Linked DNA regions of Homo sapiens: regions 2 and 3 are each linked to region 1. The links are chromatin contacts, found by Hi-C or POLR2A ChIA-PET in ENCODE. All regions are on one chromosome and are shown on one strand. The core of a region is the stretch at or near the end of the contact, and the rest is flanking DNA. Distances in the headings are between cores, read along the strand shown.

Region 1 (3,652 bases), core at 303-2,802:
TGCAAATTTAACAGAGAACAATATTTCTTTGGCGGACATATTGCAGCTGTAAAGTGGTAACGATGTTTTTATTTCAGTGACCACCACTTTTTTATTCACTGAGAGACTTTGTTCTCTAAAATCGTAGATTATCAGAAACTTTTCTGCTTGAAATCGTATCAGTAAGAATGAAACATCCCACATGCATCTGGAGGACATAAGTTTCTTTGACACAGAGAAGCAGCCTCAATTTCCAACCCAGGTGCAGAGCTTCAGATAAGGGGTATCTGGACACAACATTCCACATCTATCTTTATTTTGTGGTTCCCAAGGAAACACAACTCTGGGTTCACTTTGCAGTTCAGACCTGATGGTGACCCCAAATGACAGTACTGCTTTGCTTTGAGCTTACCAAAAACACTGCTTTGTTTAAAATTCACCTAAACTCCACTCTTCTCTCCAATCCTATAATGACTCCATGTTTTTCTGTTTGATGAAATGCCTACCGTGTGCAGTCTCTCATATTGCAATGGGTCAAAGCCTGACTATGTCGGATTACAAATTTGTCCCCGGTAGCCTTATGCTGATTGGGCTAGGATAGGGGTTTTTAAATCCCTGACCACTTAGCTTGTCCAAAGTAGGCATTCCAAATTGTTCACTGCAGTAGAGTACCCTGGTTCTAGTTAGATTACTTGGATTATATGGATTCCAGTCTCAGGTCTGCCAAGAACTAATTAGCTGGATCATCTTAAGTGAGTCAGTGCACCCCATTTGGCCTAAGTTTTCTCTTCTGCAAAACGGTGTGCTGTTTCTTTCAAACCTAGGGTAAGGGCTTTGGAGTAAGTTAGACCTAGGTTGGATTCCCAGTTCTACCACGTACTAGTCCTGTGACTTCAGCTTTTCTGAGCCTCTGTTTTGTAATGATTAATATGGAGATAATACAGTACTAACAACTGCAGTATAGTTTTTGCAGCGTTGCTGGAAACATCAAGTTGGCTGTTAAAAGTATCACTACGTTTGATCACTATTCCTATTCCTACTATTATATGAGTTTAGACAAGTTACTTAACCTTTCTGTGCCTGTGTATTTTTATGAGTAAAAATGGAGAAATAACCCTCGGGGTTATTGTGAACACCAAATGAGACGAAAAAAGTAAAGGGGTTAGGAGAGTGCCTGGCACATAAGAAGCAGCTCAAATTATGTGATCTAATGTTATTAGTATTAGATTTCTACTACTAATTACTCTGTGGGCCGAAAGCTCAGGATAGACAGTTTCATTCTAAGGACAAACCTTCTCCCCAGCAAAAAAAGGCACTGCAAGCTGGAAATAGTGAAACACAATGGGGCATTGCGTTTTCAAAGGCAACTGACACGCCCAGCACTGGGATAGGACCCGCCCGCCCAGTCCTCATTAAATATGGCAGCGAGCGGGGCCGACGTACTGCGGCTGCGCAAGTTGAAACTCCTCCTGGCAGCTCCTCCCCGGCGGGCCTCCCCTCATCTCGGCTGGGTAGAGGTGCCGGGTGTGAGCTCGGCGTGGCGCGCACGCGCAGACGCTGGCTGGGCTGAGCCGATACTCGCGAGGCGCCCTGTCACATGAGCCGCGCGCCCGCTTCGCTCCCCCTCCTCCCCGGCTGGGCTGTGTGAATGAAGCTCTGCCGGCTACGTGGGGCGCTCACTCAACTTGGTGTCCTGGACGCCAGAGCCGACCGAGCGCGCTGCCCACCGGCGGCGGACACGGGCTCCGCCGCTCCGGACCTCGGCGACAGGTAAAGGCAAACGGGCTGTCCCTTCCCCAACAGGTCCTTGGCGGGCCGCTGGCCCCCGGCCCACCCCCGGAGCACCCCCTAAGCGCAGCGACACAGGGGAAGCGCAATCCCGCTGGCTTGGACCCCCGGAGATGGGGCTTCCCCGCGCCCGGCGTTGGCAGCCCGGCGCTTAGAGGAGGTAGACAGGCTAGTTCCAGCCAGTGCTGAGCGGCGTCTTCCCGGGAGCCCAGCCCTGTTCTCCGAGTTATGGTCCCTGGGTTGCCCGAGCGAAGTTTCCTTGCGGAGCGGCGCCAAGCCCGCCCCGCTTTTGAATCGGAGTGTTTAGCCGCCTGCGTCCCCTTTCCCGGACTGGGGTAGGGTGACTTAGGCTGGCAAAGCTCAGCCGAGGCCCGGCTCTTCTCCCTCCGGCTCTGGACTTGCCGCTGGTTTTGTATGGGTCTTAGCAAAGTGGAGAAACTCTCGGAAAAGTAGTTGCTGCGCTGTTTTCCTTTTGCCACTTAACGCGCGTAGCTGGTTCTCTCCAGACTTTCGAGCCTTGCTCTTGAGCGCCTTGATCCACACGGGAAAAGCTTTGCCTTTACATTGACGCACGTTTCCTTTGATTAACATTTCAGAGCAAATCAGTTGCCTGGAGTTCCCAGTGAAGTTGTACCTGTGCCCGTGCGATAACGTCAGTGGAAGCTGCCCCGAGTAAGTGAGGGAAATCTAGAAGTTTGGAGCATAAAAAACCAGCACGAATCAACTTTACATAAACTTCATACATTTATTAGCAACTGCTCGGGTTTAACTTCAGGGATGTTAAATTTCGCCTAGTCCCACGGGACGATGATCATTACTTCTTAACTGCACGCGAAATAGGAGAAGAAAAAAGGCAAATCAAAACAGACTGTCCCAGGTCTCAGAGAAGTCATCGGAGCGCTTTTTCCTGCTGAATTCACCCTAGGAGTTTGTGAGTTCCTAGTTTTCTTGGACTTCGCGAACTTTTCCTTGTCCAAAGCACTGTCTTTTCTCTGTTGGTGTTTTGGGACTGGTGTACACATTAACCCTTTTGTCATTAAAGAAGGCCAACACGATTCTCAAGCTAGTATTAGCCTTCAGTGTTTGTGCTTTAGCACTTTCACTTAGGAGGTGGAGGTGTTGGTTGTATAAAAGATATGGAAATAACAATCTACTTTGATGTTCACCAGGTCAAAAAGGTGAAGACTTTTAGAAAAAACAGATTGGCTTGTATGCTAAGTAGGGAAGACCAGTTTATTAACTGAGATCTTGTTTAAATGGGCAAGCAGAGTGTTAAGCCTCTAAGTCAAACTAAGTCGTCAGACCTCTCATTTTTTCTCCCATTCCTAGCTCCTATTTTTTTTTTTTTTTTTGGTTTGAGCCGGCTCTCGTTCTGTCGCCCAGGCTGGAGTGCAGTGGCACAATCTTGGCTCACTGCAACCTCCGCCTCCCTCCCGGGTTCAAGCGATTCTCCTGCCTCAGCCTTCCGAGTAGCTGGGATTACAGGCGTCACTTGTAATTATAGTGCACCGCCATACCTGGCTAATTTTTGTATTTTTAGTAGAGACGGGGTTTCACCATGTTGGCCAGGCTGGTCTCGAACTGACCTCAGGTGATCCGCCTGCTTCGGCCTCCCAAAGTGCTGGGATTACACCGCACCCGGCCCCTAACTCCTTTAATATCTTTGCAAATATTGTCCTAGGACTGGATTTGAAGTTTTAACAACAGGAATTAGCTGAATTAATTTGGTTTTCTTTAAACTGGTATTCCATTTTTACATTTTTCTTCTTCTTTGGTTCATTTTCCCCCTGATTATAAAAGCAATATACGCTCACTATAGGAAATTTGCAAAGGGTGGGAAAGTATAATGACACAAGGAGAGAGAACTACTACTCAAAGGGTATCA
Region 2 (3,652 bases), core at 654-3,153, 960 kb before region 1:
AAAAAGCTTAGGCCCAAGGTGGGAGGGCCTCAAACCCCTGTTACAGAGGGGAAAATGGGATACTGTATCCCCAAGGTATGTTTCAGTTCCTTATAATTGGGGTAAAAGGGTCACATATGCTCGTGGGGTGGGGAGTCTCAGATCCCCAAAACCACTCAGACACCAGCCTTGAGAAGAAGGATCTCCTAAAGACTTCACCTTGTCTGAGACCTTTGCAGCAGGACACCAGGCCCCTGAAGAGGCCTCAGACTCGGTCTCTAAAAACCTCAGTCCATAAGCAGGTGGATCTTAGGCCCTAGGATCCAACGCTGTGAGTCTCATTTTCCTGAAGAAAGGTTCAGGCCCCTGGTGGGGGTGCTGAGGGCCCATCTCTTCTTACAAGAAGCTTAAGATCCTGAAGCGGTTCAGGCCCTTGTCTCCCAAGAGGTAGGTCTCAGGCCACTGATAGGAAATGCAGACCTTTGTCACTCAGAAAGGAGATAAGTAAAGCTGCTGGTCATTGGGTGTTGGTTTTGGTCCCTGTCCCCAAGGGCAAGGGAATCATATCTCCCTGTGAAAAGTCTTACATCCCTGGAAAAAGCTTAGAAGATCCCTATCCTTAAAGGGGGCGTGTGTGTGTGTGTGTGTGTCAGGACCTTGATTCTAGAAGCAGGACTCTCAGGCCCCTGAAGACAGACTTAGGACCCTTGAGGTCTCAGGTCTGGCTATTCAGTGGTCCTGTGCAGTGTTACCCAGCGAAGCGGGAGAGGATTGTCCTATATGCAGAGTGTCTCAGACTCTTGAAAGGGCTTAGGCTCCTTGGGGATGTTCAGCCCCGATCTCCGAGGTCTCCACCTTATTTGACTTTCCTGGAAGGGGAATCTCAAACTTCTATCCCAGAGGAAAAGAGCTCTTAAGCCACTGAACACATACCTAAGTCTCTTGGGAGACCTGAGACTCCTACTCAAGAGGGGCGCGATCCTACCTGTATCTCTTGGAGAATTCCCACCTATTGGCCCTATATGATGAGGTCCCAGGGACTGGAATGACGACTATAGACCTTAAAAGAGACCTCGGATCTTTAAGTCTGACACCTTACCGTAGGCCTCTAGCCCCAAAATCCTGGAGGGGAGGAAAGAAGGTGTCTCACATCCCTACCGCCAGAGAAGACTGTCAGGCCCAGTGAAAACGCCTAGATCCCTTGGGGCGATCTCAAACAGCCTTCCTTGAGTCCCTTCACAGTCTGGGGGTCCCATCTGCCGTGGCCGCTCACCCCTCACCCCACAGCTCTTACCTGCTCGACAGTGGCAGGGTCCATAGCCTCGATGCGTGCTGCAGCCGCCTCATACTCGTCCTCACTGTTGTAGCCTGCGCCGACCTCCTCACGCTCGGGACTGCCCCCGCCAACCGCGCCAACCCCGGGAGCTTGACGTCGCCGCTTGCTGTGCCCAGGCCCGGAGCAGCAGCCGCCCACGCCTACGGCACCACCCACACCCACCACCACGCCCGCGGCACCCACACCCGCCGCCGCTGCGCCCAGCGCGTCGCCGGGACCGCCGCCGGGACCACCTGGGCCCCCGCAAGGAGGTGGAGAAGCCTGTTGTGGCCGGGGACCCGCCACTGCACCAGGCGGCACGGCCAGCGCCCAGCGATGAAGAGCGCCCGGCGGTCCTGGTAGCGGGCCTTGAGGCGGTGGCGAAGCTCGCGGACGGGCCCCCACGACGCCGGAGTCACGGTCGCGATCGCCGCCGCCCACGCCCGTGCCGCCGCCGCCCACGCCCACACCTCCGCCGCGCCGCGGCGCCGGGGGCATCGGCCCGGGCGGCGGCGGCTCGTTGGCGGGGTCGGCGTCGGGAGGCGGCGGCTTCTTTTTGGGGAGTATAGTCATGGCTGCACTGCCGAGTACCCCCCAACAAACCCGGCGCGGGGCACGCCGGGAGAGAACCCGGATGAGGGGGCTAGTGTAGTGCGCGAGGCACGACGGGAACGGCGAGACCCGGATAAAGGGATCGCGGCACCGGTTCGAGAACCCTCGGCGGCGGAGGAGGCGGCGGCGGCGGCGGCGGCGGTGGCGGCGCGCGGGTCACGCCGAGAGGAGAACCCGGATGTAAAGTCCAAGATGAAGGCAGTGCGGCGAGTTTGTCTTAGCCTTCTCTCCAAGTCCAGCAAGTTTATTGCTACGCTTGTTCCGGCCTTCTGCTTCAAAGGAAACAGAACCAAAACAAGCACCTCTTCGCTCCGCCCCCTCGCAGGTTCTTGCACTACCGGGTGGGGCCCCGGGGCGCTGCGCACGCGCGCCAGGGCACAGCCCCGCCCCTTACTCGGAAGTACGTGGGCAAAATCGCCGCCGCCGCCGCCACAACAATTGCAACACCAACCAATTGAGCAGCTGCGTGGGACCTCGACGACGCCCACGGGCCAATCACAGGCGAGTGCTCGCCCTCCGGTGCCCTCCGTCTCAAATTTCAGTCAAAGTCGACACCCTGGTTCCCAGCCTTTCTCCCCGTCAGTTCCGTCTTGCTCTTCACTTTTCTCCCCGAAGCTCTGACCTGCAGGCGTCGGTACTGCGGACGGACAGCGTGGCCTGTCCCACGTACGACAGGAAAAACACCTCCCCTCCAGGATTCCAACTTGAACGCTGTCAGCCGGAATGACTGGAAAACATCAACACTCCCGGGAGCATAGCTGGCCCCTGTAGCGTCACTTCCGGTCCCACCCACCTACAAATACCCTTCCGGGGGAGGCGGACACCGCTTCGCCCCGGCAACAGCCTGAGTTCTGCGGTGATTGGTTAAGAGACGCCGTCACTCGCGGCATACCGACCAACCTTGGGACAGACAGGCGCCGTGGGGACAGTGGTTGTTTGGGAAACAGACACGCCTTCTCTGGCACCACAGCACTCTCGGCCTCGCGTTGACCTCCCCGCCCCTATGGCTAGTGCGCAGGCGCGGCCCAGCCTTTTTTTTTTTTTTTTTTTTTTTTTTTCCTAATTGAGACAGGGGTCTCACTCTGTCGCCCAGGTTGGAATGCAGTGGCGCGATCATAGCTCACTGCAAACTCCAACTCCCAGGTTCAAGCGATCCTCCCGCCTCAGCCTCCCGAATAGCTGGGACCACAGGCGCGCACCACTACGACCGGCTAATTTTTTTTTCACTTTTTTGTAGGGACAAAGTCTCACTATGTTGCCCAGGCTGATCTCCAGCTCCCGGGCTCAAGCGATCCTCCCGCCTCGGCTTCCCAGAGTGCTGGGATTACAGGCGTTAGTCACCGCGCCTGGCCAAGCCCAGCCTTTTTCTAAAACTGAGTTTGCTTGGGTCGATCGAGGTTTATGAAAGCTCTGTCACCAGTCAGCGTCTCAAAATGGGGTTGGCAGAATCCCTGCTATTGAGTAGCTGGAGAGCTACACGCTAATCCTAGCTCTGCCCTTCCTGTCTGAGTGATCTTTGTCAGTCATTTAAAACCCACCCCGTCCTCAATTTTTGTTGTTGTTGTTTACTTTTTTATAGAACGCTTCACGTATTTGCGTGTCATCCTTTCGCATAGTGCCATGCTAATCTCTGTATCGTTCTAATTTTAGTATATGTGGTGCGAAGTGAGCACCCATCCTTAATTTCTATTCTATAAATTGGCAATAATTCTAATCCGAGGATCAGAGATTAATGCTTGTGAAGGG
Region 3 (3,652 bases), core at 489-2,988, 880 kb before region 1:
CACACACCCCCAACACTAACACCCACTGGCGCACAAAATAAGAAGCCATATACACCCATCCCTTTAACTATGTCCACTACTGCGATGATCTAGGTTGTTACAGAGGAATTAGAAGATGGTGAATCGATATACAGAAAGGCTCTGCTCAGCCCCAGAGAGCAAGGGACAGTTAACACACACGTGGATGAATATGCATCCTTCAATTTAGCTAAACATTTAGAATGCTGAGAGATTGCTGGTGACTTCACTTGACAAGAATCCTCTCCCCTCCCCAAGGATCTGTCTTCCTTCCTCTCCTCACCCTCAGATGGAGCCCTAAAACCACCCAGGAAGTTGGGAAGAGGAAGCTCGGGCGAGCCACTGAGCTCAGCACAATCCCAGGCACAAAGGAGGCAAAGACCCCCCCCCACCCAGGGCTCACACACCCATTGCACAGAAGTTGGAAGAGATGGGCACTGGGGTGAGCAGGGAGGGCTGGGGCTCCAAAGCCCATTGATGAAAGTAAGGATGAGAAGAGGCCAGAGGGGATCCACCCAGGCAGGGATGGTGCAATCTGTACTCGTTCCAGCTCTATGGACAGATTCAAGATTACCCCCAGGAGCTCGGAGATCGAAAAGAAGATAAAAAGAAAAGGGGTGTGGGGCTAGGGAGTGGGAAGGGCTGAGAGGCTAGAGCGAGTAGCAGCATGAACAAGAGCCTCCTCTGGGTTCCCAAACAAGGTCTGAGGCCTCTGAGCTAAGAGGTAACATCATCGCCCTCTGCCTGGCTGTCTATCTTCCATTCAGGCCCTTAACAGGTGTGGGAAGAGGGCTTTTCCACTATCCTTGGGATCTGCCCCAGCTGGGTAGGCGGGCAGAGGGGAAAGGATTATTCTGGTCAAGTCTTGCTGAATGTTGCTTCTCTTGTTCATTCACACGCACTCACAAGGCTGGTCCCAGGCAGCATATCTGAGATACCTCCAAATCCCTCCAGATTCATGTTATCCCCAAACACAGCAACCAGTCACTGAGAGGCACCAAGCTCCCAAGACAGCACTTCTGTCCCTCAGGACCCCTTCTCCCACACTGAGGGAAAAAAGATTCTAGGATTCCCTTAAAACCAGTGCCTCACCTGACAGTGTCCCCTCAAATTCATTCCCCTCATGTCCGACTGAAAATCCCCGAATTCAGCCTCTAATCAGAGACCCTGTCTACCAAGTTCAGCTATCTCAGACCAGTTTCTGGATACTCCAGAATAGGCCCCTCTAGACGCAGTCAAGGGCTCCCCAAACCTGACCCAGACCCCGCTTAATGCACTCCCACGACTCCTTTAATAAAGCCACAATCCAAGCAGGCCACTGCCGGATTCCTTAGGTGCCCCCCCAAGACGGGCGCCCCGACGTCCTCCAAGGCTAGGCCGAGGGCCTCCAATCCCAGTCCGGGGCCCCCACTGCCCCCGAGATCAGGCCCCTGGGAGCCCCAGTCGGCACTCCCAGCCCCAGGCGGCCCCGCACCTGAGCAGCTGAGCCGAGTCGGCCGGCCTGCGCTCCTCCAACAGCACGAACACGGCTCGAGGGCCCTCCGCGCTGGCCTCTACGCCATCCCGAGCTGGTTCGGCCGCATGAGACATGACGCCCGGCCCCGGGCGAGCCCTGCCAGGCCGGTCGGGCCTCGGCCCGGTCCCCCTAACAAAATAAGAGTCCCCCCTCCCCCCAGCTCGCCACCGCCGCCTCCTCCGCTAAGCCATGGAGCTAGCACTGCGCGGGCGGGCGGCGTCGGGGAGATGGGATGGGCTGTGAGTCATCCCCCGCCCAGAACGGACCGACGCCCCCCCTCAACCTAACCCCGGACGACCGCCCTCCTCCCCCTCGTCTTCTTCCCCCTCCTCCCTCCTCCCAGGGATGGGGAAACTCCACAGGAAGTGACCGCACTGGGGATGGATGGCCCGTCTGGCCACGACCCATTAGCGAGGCGGCCAATCGCTGAACGGCGATTCGAGGGCCCACCCTAAGCGACGCCTCCGACGCGGAGGAAAAACGCGATTCGGCCCGCCCTCATTCCGAGAAGCAGCACCCAGACCACGCCCTCAGGGGCAGCGACAAATAGGCGAGGGTTGATTTGGTTGAACCACGCCTCTATGTTTGCGTCGCTTTCGGAGCCACGCCCTCTCTTCTCAAATTATCCCTCTGCAAGGTAATATTAAGCCGCTCCTTGGGTCCTCTGCGCCTGCGCATCGATGGCCAGTCGGCGCACGGAGGGTCTCCTGGCCAAGCTTTTAGCTGCGGAACCGCGCCCTCTTTCGGCCAATATTTGTAATATCTGAGCCCTAGACCGCGCTCCAACCTCGATCTGGCTGTGCTCTCTCAGCCAAAGCCATAACTATGAGGCAGAGGCAGCTACATTCCCTGAAGGTGCGGGCCAGAAACCCCCCCCTTTCGCTGTCCGCAGTCCAGCCGCCCAGCTGGTCTTCCGGGAGTATTCCGCCTGTTCCATGCCATCGAGAGCGGTTGTACTATGTTCATTGCGCTGCGCAATATGTGCTTAATAAATTCTTGACGGGTGAATGAATCTGGTCCCTTCGGTGAATGACGACTTCTGGAATCACAAAGATCCAGGTTTGAATAGGGAAGGGGACCTCCCCTCTCCCAGCCTCAGCTTTCCTGGCCTGTTAAATGGGGGTCAAAATACCTGTCTGGCAGGGTTGTTCTGAGGATTAAAGATAATGTATGAAAAGTGCTAGCAGGTTGTTTGGCATACAAGAAGCTTCCCAAAATTAGTTGATTCACTCATTTGTTCACTTATTCAACATTCACTGAGCGCTTCTGTATGCCAGACGCATGCAAGCCGGCTCGCACAAGGCGGAGGGTCTCACTCATATATCCTCAGGTGCAAATAGCTCACAAAACACCCAGACCTACAGCCTTCCCTTCCTCTTTCCTGACATCCCAAGACCCCACCCTGAGTTGCGCCTCCAGGAATTTCACCGGGCTTTCATTTACCTTGGACCTTCCTGTATTGGCATCATTATTTCACAGGTCTGTCAGTTGCTTTCGTAAACTCATCCATACTCACACACAACCATCTCGTACAAGGGGGAAACCTCTACATAATAAAGATGACTTCTGGCCGGGCGCGGTGGCTCATGCCTGTAATCCCAGCACTTTGGGAGGCCGAGGCGGGTGGATCACCTGAGGTCAGGAGTTTGAGACCAGCCTGGCCAACACGGTGAAACCCCGTCTCTACTAAAAATACAAAAAATTAGCCGGGCGTGGTGGCGGGCGCCTGTAATCCCAACTACTCGGGAGGCTGAGGCAGGAGAATCCCTTGAACCGGGAAGCAGAGGTTGCAGTGAACCAAGATAGTGTCACTGCACTGCAGCCTGGGTGACAGAGTGAGACTCAGTCTCAAAAAAAAAAAAAAAAGAAAAAAGAATACATTACCAATTGTACCAATCAAAACTCTAAAACGGAACTTGTAGATCCAATGTTAAAATTCCTATGATGCCTTAAACATGTAAGAATGGGCCGGGCACGGTGGCTCACACCTGTAATCCAGCAGTTTGGGAGGCCAAGGTTGGTGGGTCGCTTGAGGCCAGAAGTTCGATACCAGCCTGGCCAACATGGCAAAACCTCGTCTCTACAAAAATACAAAAATTAGCCGGGCGTGGTGGTCTG

What was found. Hi-C counts contacts between places; a loop is a spot of excess contacts on that map. ChIA-PET counts read pairs that join two places held with the same protein, here RNA polymerase II (POLR2A). Pooled maps may share reads with other maps.
Region 2: a loop to region 1 is called in a pooled map, with 12 times the contacts of the local background. The contact joins the promoter of OTUD5 here to the promoter of CLCN5 in region 1. A Hi-C loop is called at or near these places in 8 of 50 pooled maps. POLR2A ChIA-PET finds 5 or more read pairs at or near these places in 2 of 52 experiments (A549 and Caco-2).
Region 3: a loop to region 1 is called in a pooled map, with 31 times the contacts of the local background. The contact joins the promoter of TFE3 here to the promoter of CLCN5 in region 1. A Hi-C loop is called at or near these places in 11 of 50 pooled maps.

Annotation. Positions count from the first base shown.
Region 1 is chrX:49,921,044-49,924,695 of GRCh38, forward strand. CLCN5 (chloride voltage-gated channel 5) reads left to right here and starts at 1,553. Exons shown (of 15, transcript NM_001127898.4): 1 at 1,553-1,749; 2 at 2,364-2,439. RefSeq lists a silencer at 1,815-1,864.
Region 2 is chrX:48,955,704-48,959,355 of GRCh38, forward strand. OTUD5 (OTU deubiquitinase 5) reads right to left here and starts at 1,904. Exons shown (of 9, transcript NM_001136157.2): 1 at 1,274-1,904. The coding sequence starts at 1,867. It also overlaps the pseudogene RNU6-722P. RefSeq lists silencers at 1,521-1,580, 1,951-2,000, 2,201-2,360 and an enhancer at 2,461-2,650.
Region 3 is chrX:49,041,619-49,045,270 of GRCh38, forward strand. TFE3 (transcription factor binding to IGHM enhancer 3) reads right to left here and starts at 1,739. Exons shown (of 10, transcript NM_006521.6): 1 at 1,493-1,739. The coding sequence starts at 1,608. RefSeq lists an enhancer at 1,065-1,928 and a silencer at 1,470-1,709.